2 separate regions of the Homo sapiens genome follow, and region 2 is linked to region 1. Evidence: chromatin contacts called from ENCODE Hi-C or POLR2A ChIA-PET data. All regions are on one chromosome and are shown on one strand. Each heading gives the region's core, a stretch centred on a gene start or an enhancer-like site at or near the end of the contact. The rest is flanking DNA. Distances are from core to core; before and after follow the strand shown. Region 1 has its middle 92 kb from the start of LINC02621. Region 2 overlaps ARID5B (AT-rich interaction domain 5B).

Evidence for each region. Hi-C counts contacts between places; a loop is a spot of excess contacts on that map. ChIA-PET counts read pairs that join two places held with the same protein, here RNA polymerase II (POLR2A). Pooled maps may share reads with other maps.
Region 2: a loop to region 1 is called in a map of OCI-LY7, with 4 times the contacts of the local background. The contact joins two enhancer-like sites. A Hi-C loop is called at or near these places in 4 of 168 maps with a recorded cell type or tissue (B cell, CD14-positive monocyte, OCI-LY7 and 1 more), 6 of 37 single-sample maps with no recorded cell type and 7 of 50 pooled maps. POLR2A ChIA-PET finds 5 or more read pairs at or near these places in 5 of 52 experiments (CD4-positive, alpha-beta T cell, HepG2, OCI-LY7 and 2 more).

Annotation. Positions count from the first base shown.
Region 1 is chr10:62,164,703-62,169,791 of GRCh38, forward strand. No RefSeq gene overlaps it. Among named protein-coding and RNA genes, the nearest start is that of LINC02621, 92 kb to the right of the region's middle. RefSeq lists an enhancer at 2,005-2,134. Within about 2 kb of position 1,934, at least 7 of the 41 ENCODE cell types and tissues checked have a DNase peak (open chromatin) inside an H3K27ac peak, as active enhancers do.
Region 2 is chr10:62,050,235-62,055,323 of GRCh38, forward strand. ARID5B (AT-rich interaction domain 5B) reads left to right here. Exons shown (of 10, transcript NM_032199.3): 5 at 654-766. Among named protein-coding and RNA genes, the nearest start is that of ARID5B, 150 kb to the left of the region's middle. RefSeq lists enhancers at 249-1,448, 4,451-4,570. Within about 2 kb of position 2,202, at least 2 of the 41 ENCODE cell types and tissues checked have a DNase peak (open chromatin) inside an H3K27ac peak, as active enhancers do.

The DNA.
Region 1 (5,089 bases), core at 684-3,183:
AGCAAATATTAAAATGTTTGAAAAAATGTCAAGTGAGAAAACTCAAGATATTATTGGCATATGGATGGTAGTGTAAACGTTAAGCTTTTTGGGAGAGAACTCTGGCAGTAGCTATTCTAACAGCAAATGCATATTCCATTTGTTCTAGAAATTACAGGGGGAGTTATCATGTCCCCAATATTCAAGAACCTAGAACGAGTACACATTTCCCCGCTGGGTCAATTCTGCATGTCAGTCTGGTATTCAGACTCCACCATAACACAGGCCCACCTACTCGTTCAGTGCAACTTCCCCACACCAACCTGTCACCCCAAGCCTGTCAGGTCCCAAACAGCACACCTCCCACCCCCAGGCCTTTGCTCATGCTGTTTCATCTTCTCGAAGGACCTTCCCTCCTTGCTTTTCACGTCTCCCTACCTGCTTCAAGGCCCAGCCCAAGCTCCATCTCCACCAGGATGCCAGGTCCTTAGCACAGTCCCTGATATTAAGTAAGGACTCAATAAACGCAATATTTTGTTACTTTAATATTACTAACACTTACACATTTACTCTCTCAGGTTGCTCCCTAATTCTTTGGGGTATGTTTTCTTTACAATTAGGTTGAAAGTTTCTTGAAGACAAGAAATACTTTGGGCTTTCCATGTAAAGACAGTATAGTTTCCAGAGCTTTAACATCACACAGACCTTGGTTGTCCCTCGATCTGCCTTTTTCTTTCCTTTTTTTTTTTTTTTTTTTTGAGACGGAGTCTCGCTCTGTTGCCCAGGCTGGAGTGCAGTGGCGCGACCTCCGCTCACTGCAAGCTCCGCCTCCCAGGTTCACGCCATTCTCCTGTCTCAGCCTCCGGAGTAGCTGGGACTACAGGCGCCCGCCACCACGCCCGGCTAATTTTTTGTATTTTTAGTAAAGACGGGGGTTTCACCATATTAGCCAGGATGGTCTCGATCTCCTGACCTCGTGATCCGCCCGCCTTGGCCTCCCAAAGTGCTGGGATTACAGGCGTGAGCAACCATGCCGGGCCTGATATGCCTTTTTCTACTGATGGTTAGTTATTTCACCTGTAGGCACTAGCCCATAATACCTGCTAAATGCATTGTTACTAGGATGATTACAGCCGTTTACCTGCTCTCTGTATCATGGTTCCCCAGTCCCATCAATGCCAAAATAGAATCAAACTCATGGAAAGTATTCAGCAAACTCTTATTGGAAGTTGATCAGCTAGAGGTCCAAATTGTCACGCATTCTATCAAATACGCTTTAAATGACATTTTGTGTGTGTGGTGCACGTGTGTGTGTGTTTTCACTCATTCATTCATTCATTCATTCATTCATTTAACTAAGAAGAACTCTTCTTTGCCTTTAAGTGGGCTAGTGACTATTCTCAGTTTAGAACTAGCCAAAGAATCAATCTTGACCCAGTTGCTAGGAAACCCTGTCTTTGGAAAGAAGTTAAGAATCAATTTCCCCATGCTTTAAAGAACATGTATTTAAGTAAATTACTTCCTCAGAAATATTGATTCATTCCAAAAGCATTTAAATAATATGAAAAACAAGAGGGTTTTTATGTGGAAGCTGTATCTTGACAGTAAAGTAGATGTGCACTTAAGAAAATATATTTACACAGATAATCTACATCTTGTTCAAGAGAGAAAATAGACTTTAATGTAGTAATAGGACTATTTATGTAATGAACTCTCATGGGCTCTTGCATAAATCATGATTCCTGGGTTGTGTGAATGTTTTTATGTGCCTTTGTGAACTTTCATAAGACTTTGGTTATGTGATTATATCAAAGGCTGAATTTATATTAGCAAATGAAGCATTGTGAAGACATGAAGACATTTTCTAATGGAAACATCATAACCAGAAGCACATTTTCCCAAAAGATGTGTTTTGAAAAATGCTAAATCATTTTAATGGTCTCAATGTCTTGCAAAGGATTCTCTTGGTCAGCAGCTGGCTTCACATGCAATCTCGGACATCAGCAAGCCCTGCTCCAAAGAGGGATGCCAGCCAGCCTGTGAAATGTTTCTGCAAGAACTTTTGGCTGCCTTAACCGCCTAAAGCAAATGTTTGTTTGCTGCAGTACGAGAATCAAATGCTTTTGTGTGAAAACACTTGCTAGAGAAACAAATGTTTGTTTTGGTAATCGACATTTGGACTGTTGGAACATTACCACTTAAGATATTGGTTTGAGAAATATACATTTAATTTGGAAAGCACCAGTCAGGATCAAGCATGTAACACAAATCTAGGCTGTAAGGAAATGAGGTTGAAATTGGACCCAACATTTTCACTTCCCCTTGTCAGTTCTGACTAAGAAAATGGTTCCTTGATTTACATATTGCCTTATAATGTTACTGAGCAGCAGCATAAAAGAAAAAAAACTGATTTACTTCCTTCTGGAAGAGTATGACTTATAAATTATCAAAGAGAGCAGCAAGAGTGTATTTATCTAGTATTAATATTTAAATGCCATTTTCCTATTGAATGTACCACATGCTCCATATTAGTCTTTTAGATTAGACTTAGTACAAATTGATGTTTCCTAAATGGAAGATTTCTCCTTACAGTTCACTTTTGATTATCCATGCTAACTGGCAGGAGGAAAGGTACAGACACTCCAAAACAGCAGGAGATACAGAAATAAGCTTTGGCTTCTGAAAGCATTAAATTTTTTAGTAGCAAAAAGAAACTAATTACATTTTAAGGGAGAGAGATACAAGGAAGTTTGTGTGGCAAGAGTGTCATTTATACATTAAACATATTATATTTGGTCGTAGATAATCCATAATTAGGAAGTCAAAATATACTATACTGATGTCGAGGCTGATTGCTAGAGCAAAAAGGATTTTAATTTAAAAGTTTCTTTTTTTCTATACATTTTAAACTATATTTTTTGCTTGATGAAAGCCAGAAGCATATGTAAATGCATCTGATTTTTTTTTACCATTATGTTTGAGTTTTTCTCTTTCGTGAAAATAAATTGAGGATCTAGGTTCACCTGAAAATGTATGAGCTGAAACCTATAATCAAATCAATACATAAATAATAATACAATACAATTATAGCTTGAATTCTTTGTTGCTGGCCTTAGCCCTATTTGGTCTTTAGCTTAAAAGAGACTATATTTTGAAATGGAAAAGAGAGATCAGTTCAAAATAGCCAAATGTAAGAATTATTCATTAGAACATCGAGAAACATGACTTTGTATCCTGAATCCACCCACTACTGTTTCCATTTGTAAATTTCATTATTCTGTTAAAAAAGATAAGTGATATAATGCATGTATATTTGAAGTAGTACTTTGAACTCCCCAGAACTTAATAATTCAAAGTATTACAGTAAATTCTCATTTATTCTGAATCCAAACTACCAGAAAGCTGAAATAATGAGAATTTTTTGTACAATTTATAAAATGGTAATGTCCCTGGAGCATTACAAGATTCTAAATTCCTTTGAACAGTCACAGAAAGATTAAATTTTGTTCAGCATAATTTTCTGGTAAGAATGTTTGATAGAGTTCTAATTCTTTGAAGATAGTAATTAATCCATGTGTAGCCTATGGTAATTCTTTTTTAACTTCAATATAAAAATAGTATCTTTGCATTTCCAGAAAACCTTGGTCTTGTATTTCTAGCTGATAAGACCCTAAAATGTATGGCACATCATAAACCTTACAAAGGTTGAGAACAGATCACATATGTCCTACCTTACCATATTTTAGTTTATTTTTATGTTTTTTAGAGATAGGGTCATGCTCTGTTGCCCAGGCTGAAGCGCAGTGGCATGATAGCTCACTGCAGCCGCGACTGCCCGGGATCAAAGGATCCTCCTACCTCAGCTTCCCAAGTAGCTGAGATTAGAGATGAGTGCCACCAAGCCAGGCTATTTTTTTTTTTTCTGCTATGTGGCCAAGTCCGGTCTTAAACTCCTAGACTTAAGCGATCCTCCTGGCATGGTCTCCCAAAGGTCTGCGATTACGGGTGTGAGCAACGGCAGCAGGCAGGCAGGTGGTACCTAACTATAAGTGATTCAATGTGGTTGCAAGTAAAAGAAACCCACTCAAACTGGCTAAAGGAAAAGATAATATTTAGTAACGTGACACTGGGCTCTTTTATAGAACTCAAGCCCATCTTCAGGCATAAACTAGAACCAAAGAATGGAGATCTGGGAAACCCTAGAAATTTGTGCTTTTCTGTCTGTCTCTCATCTTTTCCCCTCTTCGTGTATCTGCTTTATTCTCTTCACAGTCTTCAAACCAACTTCCCCTCTTGTTCTCTCCACTACGTGGGAAGTTGGACCCTTTATGTAATTTACATCATACACTATGGGGTCAGGCTTTAGATAGACATTAACACGCTTTTGACCCTACTTGAATTGTAAGGGGAGAGTAAGATAGGCCCTGCTGGGGTCAAAATCCACACCCCATACCGCTACCCATTAACCCTTCTATCCCTCAATACACTGATCCAGGGAGGAGAGGAAGGATGATAGCCTAGGTAAAACAATAACCTAGGCTATCCTCCAATATCCTTCATGGATAGAGGGAGAAAGAGCAGTTATCAGAGAAAAGGAATCAGTGTGAGCTGAGAATCTACCAACAGTTCTCACACTTGTTTTTCTCGGAATCCCTTTATAGTCTTAAAAATTACTGAGGACCCTGAAAAGCATGGGGTTATAGTTACCAACATTTACCATATTAGAAATTAAAACTGAGAAATTTAAAACCATTTAATTTTAATCCATTAAAAATAATAAACCCATGATGTTAATACTGAGATAATTTTTTATTTTTTGAGATGGGGTCTCGCTCTGTCACCCAGTCTGGAGTGCAGTGGCGCGATCTCAGCTCATTGCAACACCAGGGTTCAAGCGATTCTCCTGCCTCAGCCTCCTGAGTAGCTGGGACTACAGGCACGCGCCACCATGTCTGGCTAATTTTTTGTATTTTTAGTAGAGACGGAGTTTCACCATGTTAGCCAGGATGGTCTTGACCTCCTGACCTCATGATCCGCCCACCTCGGCCTCCCAAATGCTGGGATTACAGGCGTGAGCCACTGCGCCTGGCTTGATATAAATTTTATTTAA
Region 2 (5,089 bases), core at 952-3,451, 110 kb before region 1:
TATTGAAAAGGAAAAGACAGCATGCTGATTTAAATGTATCTGTCAGATTTGTTGAGATTTGAAACTTGCTGGTTGCAGTATTGTTAGTAAATATATGTAATAATGTTTTCCAGCTTGCTGTTGTGAATGCCCCTCTCTCTATAGCTATCTCTCTACTTATCTGTATGGTAATTTGAGAGAATGCCCTTGTCTCTGAATATTTTGTAAAAGAGATGTTTTCAAACATTTCATTACTATGATACCATAAGGGCAGGCATGTCACTTAGGTTTCGGAAAGCAAGATACAAAACAAAAACCAAAGATTGAGCTCAAAGCCTGGCTCAGTTTTTCAGCACCAAATGCTTCTTGTCTAACAACGTGGAAGGACATTTTTCTTATCATGATCCTTTAGAGCTAAGAGCTTCGTGTTACTTCTATTAATTAGACATGTTAAAGCTAAATAGATTAGCTTTGGGAAACGTGTACAGAAATGTATACTCTACCAATATGCAAGCCTTCAGAGAGAGAAGCATGTAATAATGAGGGCTGCCTGCCACAGATCTGTACATTTCTCTGAACAATTAGAAGGGATCACTGTAGTGAGATTCTGGGTCTTTAATAAAGAAACCCATGCAAGTGAAAATGTATATCAATTGTTTTCCATTTGTTTTCAGCGCCAAATCTTAAAGGCAGACCACGCAAAAAGAAACCATGCCCACAAAGAAGAGATTCATTCAGTGGTGTTAAGGATTCCAACAACAATTCCGATGGCAAAGCCGTTGCCAAGGTACGGTCATTCACTCCACGGTATTCATTTCGTTGCATCTTTTTATTTTTGCTTTTTCTCTTTATCTCTCTGTGCCTGTGTCTTGGAGGCAGTTTTCAATTCAGCATCTGACTTTGGTATTCAGAGCTTTTGAAGCTCTATGCTGTGCCTGTTCCTGCCACCTCCCTTCCCCTGGTTGCCGTGGGCTGGGGGAGGTAGGCATTTTGATTAGTCAACAGAAAGACTTCCTACCTCCCAGTTTGGCCTGTTATGAGTAAAGGACAGATGATTAAGCACCCACGTCATTGAGGCTGAGATTTCATAGTGGGTGACACAATGACATAGTTTACTCTGCTTGTGTCAAAAATAGACCAGCTGAACCGTCCTCTTTCTGAATGTGTTCATCTAAATGTGTTTTGGAGATTAACAGAGGATGAAATTAGAAATAGCTAGAATTAATCTTTTTAGTTATGTATTTTTCAAAGTCACTTCTAATTTACATTAGACTAAAATTAAAGATACATAGCAAAATATTTAGATGTATACATATGCCCACAAGCATTTATATACTTTTAAAGATCTCTGTTAACATAGAATGAAAGTAAATTCTACGCTGTTGTTCAAGACCCAGGTCAATTTTTTACCTAAGCATTCTTTGGAATCTTGAAAGTGCATGCATGCCTGAAGTATTTTGCACGACAAAGGGTAAAGTATCACTTTATATTTTTAGACTTACCTTTCTGACTTTTGTGGGCTTGGGTCAGATTTCCATGGTTCTGTTTACTGCATTTAGGTGTTATTTTTGTGCTAAAGACAGCAATCGTCCCTTTAGGATTTTAGTTGACGAACAGATTTCAACTGACACCAGTTTCCAGATCAAATAACTAAACTTCTGAAAATGGGACCATTTTGATTAGTGGTGAATTTGGAAGAGTCTGATGTAGAAAAAAAAAAACATGAGTTAAGTTCTGTGTTGACAGTCTACTGTTTCTCTGCCATGTACTCTACCTCCTTCCCAGTGTAATGAAGTAAATCTTAGACTTTCACATTCTAAAAAATCTTATCTTTAAGCATCATTGTTTCATTAGGAAATTTTAAGGACTTTTTTGCTTAGAATTTCTTCATACTTCTAAGATTCCAAAGGGTTAAGAAGAGATCAACCAGTAGAAATGTGTATTTTCCAGTTTCTTGCTGAAAACAAATCTCTTTCCCTAAAGTTATTGTTGTTTTGCACATTTAACTTTCTGCGAATTAACTCCACATGGATGCCATGAATGACATTTTCTTGTAAGTTGGACACCTCAGCCCTAGAACTATCTACCTAGGACTTTGGTTTCCATCGTCTTGAAGGATGTCAGCAGGAACAGTTCATTCCCTACTATGTAGTTTGCAAGATCCTGCAGAATGGCGCAAGAAGGTTTCAAGACCATAACATTCAGCAGAGCTTGTACTGCCCATGCCTTCTGTTGGTGCCCAGCCCATCCTTCTTGGTTGACAGCATTTGTTTACTCCAGCATATTCTGTACCTGAGCCCGGCAGGATAAAGCTCCTTCCCATGCCACTTGGAATCACCACCAAGGTCTGCTTCTGAGAATTTTACAGAACTCATACAATTGATCTGAAAGAGCAGACCTCCAATGTTTCTTTCCATGGAAGGCAGCTCAGAACTCACTGTTGGGTTCACAAAGCCGAGAAGAACAAGAGCCTGCTATACAGATGGGCCATATTTGATGTTCACTGACTTCTTAACAAGAAGGATAGAAGTCAGTCCTGGGTTTTCTAAGTGACGCCTTTACTCCATCCCCGCAACAGTGCTGCCCGTCAGAATCTTTACAAAGAGATGGATCATTCTTCCACCGTTGGTGTTCAATGGTGAACAGATGAATGTCATGCTGCAGTCAGCTCCTAGGGACTGGTCTAATGGCTTGGCTCTTTTCAGAGTCTTGGATTACAGTCATGCCTTGGCTGCTTCCAGTGGGTCTGGCAAGACCACTTAAGCAAAAAGATCAGTAGGTATGAAGTGTGACGAGCTTGTCTGTTGACACCAACAGGCAGATGTAAAATCCCTACAGAATGAACAAGCCACATCTGGGATGAGGACAGTCATTAAAAAGCATGTGTGTCTTAACATGGTCTTTTCTCATGAAACACTGCAGTAGAGATTATGAGTCTGTGACCATCTAATCATCTGTTGAATTGAAAGCAGCATCTTAGAGGACAGTGAGCTGTTTGACTTTGTGACCAAGACCCATGTGACTGTTTCTTTTTAAAAGTGCCTCAAACAGACCATTTCTAACTAAGCACCAACTTCATGCAGCTCCACACAGCAAAGCTCTTAGAGTGGGACCCACTGGGTTTGTTGTGTTCATGACTGGAAAAATAAGTCAAGTGATTTGCCGGTCGCCATCAAAACGTTGCACTCCCTCAATGAGAACATGAAAACCAGCTTTGCAAGACCATGTTTTCCAACGGAGAGAGAATTACATGGCTCCCCAAAGACAGCAAGTGTCACGTGGGGAGGAAACTACCAGTTCTTTGAAGATCTCATGACTGTGTTCAGCCCAAATCCTGCCATTTTTTTCTGGAATAATCTTAAAGCAGTGAACCTGAGGCCCAGGCCTTTCATAGAGTGATCTATAACAGAAATCTTCATGGCATAGGACCCTAATAAAAGGCCTACATTGATAGAAGGCAAATTATTTTTAATATCCCGTATGCATTTTCTGAAGGGCAGAAGTGTATTACAGGTGGTTTATATTCTAAAAGGAACACAAAAAAGGAAACTGTGGTGGGAAGTGTGTTCATTTAAACCATAAACATACTTTCTATATTTCACAAATGTGATACTTTCATTATTTTCAATATTTTTCCTCTCATTTGGTCCTCAGAACTATTCCCAGGGATTATCATTTTTGCTTTACTAAGGTAGAAACTGAGGGTCACCTAGCAAGTTAGCAACCAAACCAAGATTAGAACTCTAGCTTTTTGTATTGCTGGTTCAGCACATCTTACTGCCCCAGTTGAAGGCTGGATTAGTTATAACTCAATCCCGTGGAAGGATGTGGTTAATATCAAATAGGTGGTGGATCATTGAAAACGTTAAATGTTGATTCTTTAATTAGCACCTCCTCAATCATTTTGGAAACCCCAAAGTACTTAGTGAACTCAACAGGTGTATGGTGTTCAGGTCAGGAAAAACAGATCTAGTAATTAACTGTCACCATCAAAAGGCTGGGCTTTCTTAGGTCAACATGAAGACTAGCTCCCATTTCCACTACCACCTGCACTGTAATAATTTAATAGATTGAAATGCTGAGAATGCTTTGGGTAAATGTAAAAACATACAGAAAGGAACTTGATTTAGTCCTACCCAGAATCAGAATAATACCCTAAAGAGCTCATTTATCTTAACTGAAAAAAAAAAATATCAAGCTAGAACAAGAAAAGAAGCTTCTGTTTACTTGTTCACTTCTTACTAAGTACCTGGCCTCCCCAGGAGCAGCATGCTGGCAAGCCCACTGAGATTCAGGACAGAGTTCAGTAGGCAGCAGCCTGGCTTCATTTGGAGCCTTTGCTATGTAGCAGGGAGTCTGGGTTACTTTGGACCTGGTTCATGCACCCCTCTGTGTCTTCTTTCTGTTTCTGAGTGTTTCTACACAGATGAGGAAGAGGGTTAAGCAGCTCTCTACACACCAAGGAGCTCAAACCTTATTCTCCTTTTAACAGTGGTTCTTCTGACCTAATAATATAGGTAGTTGGCCCATTATCACTGCAAATTTAAGACTCAGTCAGTTTTGTACACAAACCTGAGAGATCTACTCCTTTATGTTATAAAATTGGGGTTTGGAGTGGGGCAGACCTGAGTTCTAAACCCAGAGGTCTGCCCCTTCCAAACCATACATGACCTCACTAAGCTCTAGTTTCCTCAACTGTAAAATGTGGCTAAATATCTCCCTTTTACAATTCTCAGGAACATGAAGGTAGAGTATGTGAAGCCCACAGCACTGTATCTAGCTCATTGTAGGTGCTCAATTGAAAACTGATTTCCTTCCCCTTTGCTCAATATACAATAGGAGGAATGGAGCTCCTTGACACATTGGAAACCCCCTAGATTTGTCTTTTGCTTTTCATTTGATAAATCACATTTCTAAGTGGTAGGTTTCGTAATGCCTGGTAATAAGATAGGCTTTTTAATTAGAAGTTTGTTTTCATTACCAATTTAATATTTGTATTAAGAGTGTCAGAAAAGTATAACATTTAAAACCATAAGCCCTAAAGTAAGGCTGCCTGGGCTTAAATTCCAGATTCCCCACTTACTAACTAGGGCATGATCTTGTGATGTTG